Linked DNA regions of Homo sapiens: region 2 is linked to region 1. Evidence: read pairs that join two places in POLR2A ChIA-PET (ENCODE). Cell type or tissue: OCI-LY7. All regions are shown on one strand. Links, peaks and the distances in the headings refer to the core of each region. The heading gives the core; the rest is flanking DNA.

The links. Peaks named below come from ENCODE experiments on the same cell type or tissue, not always from the same donor. Only the 100,000 strongest peaks of a DNase experiment are listed, where the experiment ranks them.
Region 2: POLR2A ChIA-PET joins it to region 1 with 9 read pairs; 3 of 35 experiments call an interaction of 5 or more read pairs at or near these places.

The regions. Positions count from the first base shown.
Region 1 is chr20:40,928,175-40,933,552 of GRCh38, forward strand. No RefSeq gene overlaps it. Among named protein-coding and RNA genes, the nearest start is that of TOP1, 98 kb to the right of the region's middle. In OCI-LY7, for the core only: no CTCF peak of the experiment used is centred there; DNase peaks (open chromatin) are centred at 987, 2,627, 3,377, 4,427 and 1 weaker place; H3K4me3 peaks cover 2,506 bases; H3K27ac peaks cover 4,996 bases.
Region 2 is chr20:41,009,576-41,014,953 of GRCh38, forward strand. All of the region lies in intron 2 of LOC100128988 (a long non-coding RNA gene), which reads left to right. Among named protein-coding and RNA genes, the nearest start is that of TOP1, 17 kb to the right of the region's middle. RefSeq lists enhancers at 1,967-2,126, 2,267-2,316. In OCI-LY7, for the core only: no CTCF peak of the experiment used is centred there; DNase peaks (open chromatin) are centred at 2,206, 3,171, 3,456 and 5,156; H3K4me3 peaks cover 2,109 bases; H3K27ac peaks cover 5,000 bases.

The DNA.
Region 1 (5,378 bases), core at 328-5,327:
ATCTTACTCATCCTTAAAGACCCAGAACAATCATGACCCCCAGAGTGTGGCCTTCCCTGACCTCACCAAAGAGAGTTAATCCCTCTCCTCTGCACTCCCACAGCACCCTAGACAGGCCTTCATAACTGGCGTGGCACCTGGACAAGAATGAACTTACCTCTGACCTATTTGCAAAAGAGGGCTGCTGATTTGGTCTGTCCCCACTGGGCGCCAGCATCTGCCAGCAAGGGTCTGCACAATGTATGTATACGATGTGCCCACCTCCCCAAAGAATGAGAAACAGAGCAGACTCTCACAGCATGGTTCAGGAAAAAAAGGTCCCCTGGACCCACAAGTGGAGACCTCAATGCACATCAACTTATTGAAGGCTCTGAGCAACTATCTTAGTTTGAGCTACCATAACAAAGTTTCATAGACTGGGTGACTTATGTACAGCAGAAATTTTTTCTCACAATTCTGCAGGCTGGAAGTCCCGGATCTTCCATGGTGCCAGCATGGTTCTGGTGAAGACTCTTCCAGGGTGAAGACTGCTGACTTCTTGTTGTATCCTCACATAGTGGAAAGGGCAAAAGAGCTCTCGGAAGTCTCATTCATTCAACACTAATTCCATTCATGTAGGCTCCACACTCATGACCTAATCACCTCCCAGAGGCCCAACTTCCTAACACCATTGCTTTGAGGATTAGGATCTCCACATATGAATTTTGGGGGGACATAAACATTCTGTCCATAACAGTAGTTCTGCAAGGAAACCAAAGCTGTTAAATGTATTTAGCCAGCATACTTCTCACTTTCTAACCAAGAATTTATTCCCTTGGAATGCCTATTAACATCCCATGGAGCTATTGTTCTATGGGCAAGAAAACTTTTGTGAAGTGTTGATCTATAGAAATGCCTACAGGACTTCTCTAATTCAGAACTTTTGGCCAGGTGTTGTGGCTCACGCCTGTAACCCCAGCACTTTGGGAGGCTGAGGATCACCTGCAGTCAGGAGTTTGAGACCAGCCTAGCCAACATGGCAAAACCCTGTCTCTACTAAAAATACAAAAATTAACCAAGCGTGGTGGCACACACCTGTAGTCCCAGCTACTCGGGAGGGTGGAGCACGAGAATCACTTGAGCCCAGGAGGCAGAGGTTGCAGTGAGCCAAGATCGCACCACTGTACTCCAGCCTGGGTGACAGAGCAAGACTCTGTCTCCAAAAAAAAAAAAAAATCAGAACTTTACATGGACAATAATGGGATCTGGAATGTTGAAACTCATCTTGAATGAGATCTCCATGCAGTCTGCTAACCAGTTAAACTATAAATCCCACAGTTTTAATAAATGCAAAGTGTTTCCAGTTTAGTAGCCCAGTTGCTCCTTTCTAAGGAATTGGTGACTTCCCAAGAAATAGAGGTTAGGGAATGTCTCCACTGGTTCAGGACTTCTCTGACTCTTGTTTGCCATTAAGGATGTTCGGGATCTGGTGTTGTTTAGTAAATATCCCATCCCACCTCTTGCATGGGAATAGTCTCTGCCTTGCATCAGGGCTTTTAACTCCATTAAATCCAATTGCAGAAAATTCTCAGACTCAGCTACTCATCACACTCACTCTTGGCAGAGTTTTATCTCTGTGGCTCCAGTTATATCTACTCTCAATGTCAAAAGGGTCAAGAACAATCTCTTCCATCAGACACTGAACAGGACCTGCCTCCAGTTTCATTCACTCAAAAATGGGGTCTCTCTTCTTCCTTCCTTTTGATCTGTTCCAAGTGTCTCCCTGCTGAGTGTCATGGGAAGGGACTTGGTGCCCCAGTGTTTTGGTTGGAAGATTCACTTCCAAACTGAATCCAACTTGAAGAGGCTTCCCCACTAGGCAGAGAGGGTGAACCTTAGGTGCGTTGAGGGTATCACTCCCTTTCCATGCGTCTTCAACCTCAGCCTCCATTCTTAACTATTCACCCTAACCACATGCACTCCACTTCTCACTGCACCCAAGTCTCCTCTGGACTCACCATCCTGGCTATGGTCTTGCTAAGCTTGTTAGAGTTAACCTTTGGCCTTTCTTTTCAGCTTCCTCGCCAAGCCCCCTTTTTGATAACTCTGGGGAAATGCCCCACTTGGCCCAGCCATCCAGGCATACAGCTCCTCAGTGCAGACTCTCATGGCTTCAGAGTACTCTGCTTCTAGACAGGAGGTGGAAGAAGAAAGGGTGGAGAAGGTAGATTCACTTCTTAATCTCCTCAGCCTAAAATCAGCCCAAAGTCTTTCTGCTCATAGTTCACCAATGAAAACTAGTCATGTGATCCCTATGATATGAAAGGGAGTCTGAGAGGTATAGGTCCTGTCTGGGTAGCTGCCAGCATGAACCCTATTCTATTAAAGGGGAAGCATGATCTTTTGGAGGTCAGCTAGCCACCTCTTCCTCACTATGTCATTCCTGATGTTGATGATAGAAGTAATAATAACCAATGCTATTGGCAATAATAATAACTGCTCTTCTGCATTAAGCACATCCTCTGACACAATCTTTGTGCTGAGAGTTTTCCAGGCATCATGCTACTCACTCTTCCATCCTTCCTGTGAGGTTAGAAGACTTCTGCTTCAGATTCTCTAAGAATGAGGTCAGATCCTGTTCCACTCTGCACTCAGTAGACATACTCATGCCATGGTCAACTCTCATATCTATGCCGTAGAGGCAGTCATGCTACCTGCCCCTCAGACCCTGAGAAAGGAACAGAGGCCATCAGAAGGGAGTTTCTGCTCATTTGAATTATATGTCACAGAGGCTAAGACCCCACCAGGTTGACAAGCTAGGCCTGGGTTCTGAGTCTTTTGAAAATTCCCTGTTGGGGAAGCGTATCCTCAGCCTGCTTGAACTCACCTACTGTGTGCACCCCTGCAACTGGGCTAACCATCAAGAGCCCCCCCCCAGACAGGGGAGATCCAGCCAGAAAAGTTGTTACCATCTTCACTCTCTGTGGCCTCCTCTTCCTATATCAGGAAGTCGCCAAATGGTGACCATAAAAATACATCTCCCCTTTTTCTACGGCTTATCATCAGGGGAATGAATGAGGACCCACGTCATCCAAAGACCTGAAGGCAGGTGGGAGTTTGCCTTTATACTCAAAAGCAAGAGCTGATTCCCTGTGTCTGCACTTATTGGGCCAATGATGCACACAAATATTACTGCATTTTACAGATGGAGAAACTAAGGAGTGACTATGTTAAAGTCAAGAGTATGCAGTAGCGGAGCTGGGAAAGATGGCTGAAAGGTGGGTTTGGCTCAAGATAGGGGCTCTCAAAGCACTTTGCCTGAGTACCTTGAGCTTCCTACTCAGATGTGTTGAGTCCACACCAATACACAAGTCTTGGGCTTGAAACCCTTCCCAGGCAGATCAGAGGAAGTGGGGGAGTGGTCTGCAACCTAGAAGCAGCTGCACAGGCAGCAGATGGTAACGGCTGCCTCTCAGATGGTTTTTTGTCACATAGCTTTTTTTCTTTCACATTATGAATTTTTTTCTGAAATCCTCTAAAAACATTGTTTTTATAGTAACAGAGGTGGCTGTATGTTTCTGAGAGATCCAGATCCCACACTCAGTCTGTCAGCCTGCTGGGATCTTTGCCTTTGTGACATATGAATAAAGTAAGTTCAAGCTCGCTGCTGCAAACAGTCCCTGGAGGTGGGCTGCCTCCTCTTCCCAGTAGCTAGAGGAGCCCTAGGATTCTGGAGAACCGAGCCCCAAGACCATCTTGTCCCGAGTCCCAAAGATAATGGGCAGTAATCCCAGGAGAGCAAGGATACAGAGGGACAAGGCCCCTAGAGTGGGTGGGAGTTCTGGGCTCCAAATATGTGTGAGTCTTCATAGGAAGGAACCAAGAGCAGCATAACCTCAAACAAGTATTTAACCTCTCTAAGCCTCAGTTTCCTCATCTGAGCATACTGATGCTGTCTACCTCCTGAGATTGCAGGGAGAACTGAATTATGCTTATGAAAGGGCCTAGCACAGCACCTAGCTCCCACTGTTTTCTCAATAAAGACTGGCTTTGATAATTATTTTGTTTGATAATTATTTGGTAATTATCCTAAGCCACAGGATAGGAAAAATAAGCAATAATGCAAAGACCAGAGATGATGAGAGCCTCAAGCCCAGATGAAGGGGTCATGGGTAGACAGACTGAGTCAGAGAGGTCCTTGACCTTACCCAGCAGGAAGGAGGGGCTATTCCCAGGTGAGCCAAGGCTGTGAAGAAGGACTTTGGCCTCTAAACCTCATGCCCAGTTTGGCCCCCACCTCAATTCTTGTTCCCACTGCAGAGAAATCTTCTTGCACAGCCTGGCAGGTTGTACCTTTTAATAGAGGAAATACTGGAAACATAGGTGTGACATTTCCTATCCTATAAATATGCCCTCTACTCAGAGCCAGATGATACTGAGAAGGACATCCTTCATGCTGCTACACAGCATGTCTGTAGCCTGTACAGAGGGAGTGGGGGTGAGGGGGCCCAGTGAGGCATGATAGTTGACCTCATAAGCAGATACTTTTCATGGGGATCAAGCTGTCAGTTTTGCAGGGGGACCTGGGAACTCTCAGACTGGGGGCATTGATTCCAGGAGCCTGGATGCAATCCACTGACCTACAGACGGACCACAGGATGTGCTGCTCCCTGGTGAGTGGGCTTGAGGGTATGCTGGCCCCTTACATGACCCTTGGGTCAGGATACGACCCTCAGCTTGTGCTGGACTTTGAACTACCAAATCCTATGGGTCTTCCAGATGATAAAGCCTCATTTAAACAGAATCTTTCCAACATCCCAATGATTGGAAGATGATGATTCTCATTTTACAGAGATAGAAAAGAGGGAGGGTGAAAGACGGAAACATTCTTTTTTTTTTTTTTTTTTTTTTTTTTGAGATAGAGTCTCACTTTATTACCCAGGCTGGAGTGCAATGGCATGCTTAAGAATCACTTCAGCCTCAATGTCCTGGGTTCAAATGACCCTCCCACCTCAGCCTCCTGAGTAGCTAGGACTACAGGCATGCACCACCAGGTCTGGCTAATATTGTGTTTTTTGTAGAGATGGGGTTTCACCATTTTGCCCAGCTGGTCTCGAACCCCTGAGCTAAAGCAATCCACCCATCTTGGCCTCCCAAAGTGCTGGGATTACAGGCATGCACTACCATGCCCGGCCTCATTCATTCCTTTATTTATCCAACCAATTACTTCAATATTGATAATCTAATATATTCCAGGTACAGTGCATACACTCAGTACAGTACACTGAGGCATAAAGAAGTAAACAGGGTAGGCAATGCCCTGCTCTCATGGAGCAGGGAGATAAACAATTAAATAATCAAATAAGAAATATGTTATTCATTATTTAATGTGACTGTGC
Region 2 (5,378 bases), core at 225-5,224, 81 kb after region 1:
AGTAGCCACATTTTAAAAAGTAACAGTAAATAGATGAAATTAATTTTAATAACAAATTTTAACCCAATATTTCAACATATATCAATATAAAAAGTATGCATATTTCATTTTATTTTTGTACTAAGAATCTGAAATCCAGTGTATATTTCACACTCACAGCACATCTGAGTTTGAACTAGCCACATTTCAAGTGCTCAGTAGTCCTGGGTGCTAGCGGCTATCAGATTAGACAGTGTAGTTTTAGAGGATGCTTACAGCTAACTGGCCTATGTCCTGTACTGGAGGACATTCATTCTGAGAAAAATTCATAGAAATTTTCCTCTTTGGAAAAAAGGATTCTAAGTCAGACCGGTCACTGACAGAGTGAAACAGGGTTTTTAATTCTTTAGGACCTCAAGAGTCTTCTCTGTGCTAGTGTGAGATGTGATACAGACCAGAGAACATGTAACATCTCCCCAGCTTACTTGAGCTCAGAGCTCTGTTTTCATAAAGATTTCTGGGGAATGAGATGTGATAAAGACCAGAAGAGCGATATAGCATTTCCCCAACTTATCTGAGCTCAGGGTTCTGTTTTCATAAGGCCTTTCGGGGGATTAGTGTCCAGTGGAATGTTCTTTGGCAAATGTTGATACAGCCACATGCCTGACTCAGTAGATCCCAGGATCCCCACAGGAAGAATGTAGAGTTGAGGAAGTCTGCCTCAAGTGCCTCAGCACCTGAGACTCGATTACTGAATTGACTAAACTAATTATGGGAGGCCATATAGGGCAGGACTAGAATTAGTGAGCAAAAATTGCAGCATATTTCAGCTCAAACAAGGATTTTTTTTTATTGTGTGTGTATGTGTGCGCACACATGCGTGTTTTTAAAAATTTAAATCTAAGTTGCCAGATCTGTCTAAAAAATGCAATATGTGGCCTTGTGAGATGATGATTTCTCTGTCACTCATAATCAAGGAGTGATGAAGGCTAGAGTTCTTTGTGGGGTAGGGGGCTCCTAACCAGAGTCTCTAATTTTTTTTTCCAGAACTTAAAAAAGGTAAGAAAAAAAGCAACAATGGGCAGAGAACTTGAGCATCAGAGGAACTGATCAGACATGCTCTGGACCATTTATTAAGAGCACACTTTGGGATTCTGGAGCCTTCAGTGGAAGATTGGTTTATAGCCAAATCCCTTTTGAGGCTACAGATTCTTGGTTCAGTTCAGATGATTTTTTTTTTTTAGACAGTCTCACTCTGTTGCCCAGGCTGGAGTGCAGTGGCCACCATCTCAGCTCATTGCAACCTCTGCCACCCAGGTTGAGTGATTCTCCTGCCTCAGCCACTCTAGTAGCTAGGATTACAGGCATGTGCCACCATACCTGGCTAACTCTTTTGTATTTTTAGTAGACATGGGGTCTCACCATGTTGGCCAGGCTGGTCTCAAACTCCCATATCTGCCCACCTCAGCCTCCCAAAGTGTTGGATTACAGGCATGAGCCACTGCACCTGGCCTATATCACACTTTGATAAAAGGTTTTAAGGCTGGGTATGGGCTGGGATTACACCTGTAATCCCAGCACTTTGGGAGGCTGAGGTGAGCAGATCACAAGGTCAAGAGATTGAGACCATCCTGGCCAACATGGTGAAACCCTGTCTCTACTAAAAATACAAAAATTAGCCAGGCATGGTGGCACACGCCTGTAGTCCCAGCTACTCAGGAGACTGAGGCAGGAGAATCGCTTGAACCAGAGAGGCAGAGGTTGCAGTGAACCAAGATCGTGCCACTACACTCCAGCCTGGCAACAAAGCTAGACTCCTTCTCAAAAATAATAATAATAATAAAAAAAGGGTTAGCCATGCTACCGAGAGGCCCCTAACCACCCACAGACAGACAGACAGACTGCAGATGGAATCAGACCAATCATCTCAGAGCCTCCAGGTGCCCATCAGTAAGATGCCTGGAAGGACCTGGAAGCTGAGGCCTTTAAAGGTTGGGCTCAGTGTCTCTATGTCAAGCACGGGGCCTGGTACAATGTAGGTGTTCAAATAGTTGTCTCCTTCCTTCCTCATACCTGGATTTTAGGTGTGGCAGTTCCAGAAATGCCATGGCCTGCGTAAGAAGGGTCTGGAGTGCCTCATTTAAAGCTCACAAGGATCACAGAGGCTGGCACAGCTGGGCTGAGAACAGAAGGGGAAACGAAACCCTTTCATGGCTCACATATGCTCAAGCAACTACAAAGAAGCCACCTGTGGTCAGCTGAAGAGTGGATGGGGGAGAAAGAGGGAGCTTCAGAGAAGTGGGGGTGGTGGTGAGGAAGAAGGTTTTTAGGTGGTAGAAGTGGAGGAGGTCAAAGAAAACAGCAGTTAAGAATCATAGGCAATACACCATAGGGTGAGGGTAGGGGTGGGGAAGGTAGGTTTTGGGTGGTGGAGATGGGAAAGGTTAAAAAAAAACCACAGTGGTTAATAATAGGCAACACACCATCCATCGTGCGGAGGAAGAAACCCTGGACTTAGAATTATGTGATTTTGGCAAAACATGTAACCAAGCAGCTCTCTCATCTGTAAAAATGGGACAATAATAGTTCCTTTCTCTTGGGGTTATTGAGAGGTTGAAATCAGTTGATGCATGAAAAATGTACAAATCTTGCTGTTGCTGTTAATAATAACAGTATTGATAATACCGTAGGAAGAAGCTTCTGCTTCTGAAAGGAGACCAGGTGGACTGATTTGGGAACCAAAAACAACCAGAAATCTAGAGGGAAGGGGAGAAGGCAAGGAGAGATCTTGATCTAGGTGCACCAGAACTTATATGCAAAATGCTGTTTTTAAGTGCATAGGTATTAATATTTATTAGAGGAAGAGATACCATAGCCCACATCAGCTTCTCAAAGGAGTCTATCTCACACACACACACACACACACACACACACACACACAGACACACACACACAATAGTTTAAAAATGACTGATCTAGAGAAATTAAGAGCCAAGAGAAAGAAGCAGATGAGACAAGAGGCCCACAATCATCCATGGTTGGAATGAGCCATCTCCATGGACCTAAGACTTGGGATCAGGGGTGGCGGAAAGTATAAACAGAAGAGGCAAAAAAAAGAGTTTGTTGGAATGAAGACTTAAAGAACCAAGTCAGCTCACAGTGGGAATGGAATGGGGGTTAGTTCAGCTATCACATGGCCCAGAGCAGGCTCACAGAGGCTGTTGGCTGAAGGCTGGGTGAGTGGATGGATGGGCAGGGAGCCCGACCCAGCAGCTGAGGATTGGGGAAACTAGGGAGGCAGACTGCAGATCAGGAGGCAAGGCATAAGAGAGACCTTGACTCTAGAAGACTGGCAGGGATTGACTGGAGAAATGATTTCCGTTTGCCTGGTGTGATGGGAAAGAACTGTCAGCCAGTGTATACTTCTCCCCATCTAAAATACTTCTGATTCTGTGGGTGAGGATTTGCAAGAAGGCACTCTGCCAGGGGGAGGGACTTAACTGTTGGCTCTGTGGCTGTTTCAGGAACACTCTAGGGCAGAGGGGGGTGGGGTGGGCAGAGACTTTTCTTTTTGAAATTTGTGAGTTTGTACCCTGACTTGCCCATTTCATTCATGTATTCATGCAACAAATATTTCTTAAGCACCTATTATGTGCCCACCTTTCTGCCAGGTGTTGGAGATGCAACAATAAATAAAAGATAGAATAGTCCCTGAACTTAAAAATCTTACATCTAGCTGGGTGCCATGGCTCACGCCTGTAATCCCAGCACTTTGGGAGGCCAAGGCGGGCAGATCATGAGGTCAGGAGATCGAGACCATCCTGGCTAACACGCTGAAACCCCATCTCTACTAAAAAATAAAAAAAATATTAAAAAAATTAGCCAGGCGTGGTGGTGGGTGCCTGTGGTCCCAGCTACTCAGGAGGCTGAGGCAGGAGAATGGCATGAACCCAGGAGGCGGAGCTTGCAGTGAGCCGAGATCGCACCACTGCACTCCAGCCTGGGCGACAGAGCAAGACTCCATCTCAAAAATAAAATAAAATAAAATAAAATCTTACATCTAGTTGAGGAAATGGATAATGAGAGTGCAGTATGATAGGTGCTGAGACTGGGGCCATGCGCAAGTTGCTATAGGAACAGAGGAAAAGGGCACTCATACTTCCCCAAGCCTGTCTTCTTTTTATTTATTTATTTATTTATTTATTTATTTATCATTTGAGACAGAGTTTTGCTCTTTAGCCTAGGCTGGAGTGAATGGTGTGATCTGGGCTCACTGCAACCTCCACCTCCCAGGTTCAAGCCATTCTCCTGCCTCAGCCTCCCAAATAGCTGGGATTACAGGTGTGAACCACCACGTCCAGCTAATTTTTATATTTTTAATAGAGACGAGGTGTCGCCATGTTGGCCAGGCTGGTCTCAAACTCCTGATCTCAGGTGATCCACCCGCCTTGGCCTCCTAAAGTGCTAGGATTATAGGCGTGAGCTACCACACTCAGCCTTAAGCCTCAATCTTCTTATCTGCAAAGTGGGAATCATGGCCGGGTGCGGTGGCTCACACCTGTAATCCCAGCACTTTGGGAGGCCGAGGAGTGTGGATCACCTGAGGTCAGGAGTTCCAGAACAGCCTGGCCAACATGGAGAAATCCCATCTCTACTAAAAACACAAAAAAATTAGCTGGGCGTGTTGGCTCGCACCTGTGATCTCAGCTGCTCGGGAGGCTGGGGCAGGAGAATCACTTGAACCCAGGAAGCAGAGGTCACAGTGAGCCAAGATTGTGCCATTGCACTCCAGCCTGGGCAACAAGAACGAAACTCCATCTCAAAAAAAAAAAAATGGGAACCATGTTATTCACTATAAGGAGTTTTCTGGTACATTCCAGGCCTCTGCTTGACACATATTAGGAGCCCGTTGCAGCCCATAATTCATTTATTCAACAAATGTTAATTGAGTATCTTATGTGTGTCAGGCACTTCTGTGGATGGTAGAAATGTGGCACTAAATAAACTGAGAAAGCCGGGCACGGTGGCTCATGCCTGTAATCCTAGCACTTTGGGATATCAAAGCAGAACACCTTTAAGCTCAGGAGTTCGAGACCAATCTGGGCGACATAGGAAGACTCTGTGTCTACAAAATATAAACAATTAGCTGAGCATGTTGGTGCACACCTGTAGCCCCAGCTGCTCAGCAGGCTGAAGTGGGAAGATTGTTTGAGTCTAGGAGGTCAAGGCTGCAGTGAGTCATGGTTGTACTGCTGTACTCCAGCCTGGGTGACAAAATAATATTATTTTTGTCTCAAAAATAATAAATAAATAAATAAACTGATAAGAATTGCTGCTGTCATCAAGATTACATACTACACGGGGAAAACAATAAGTAAAATATTCCGTAGGCCAAATGG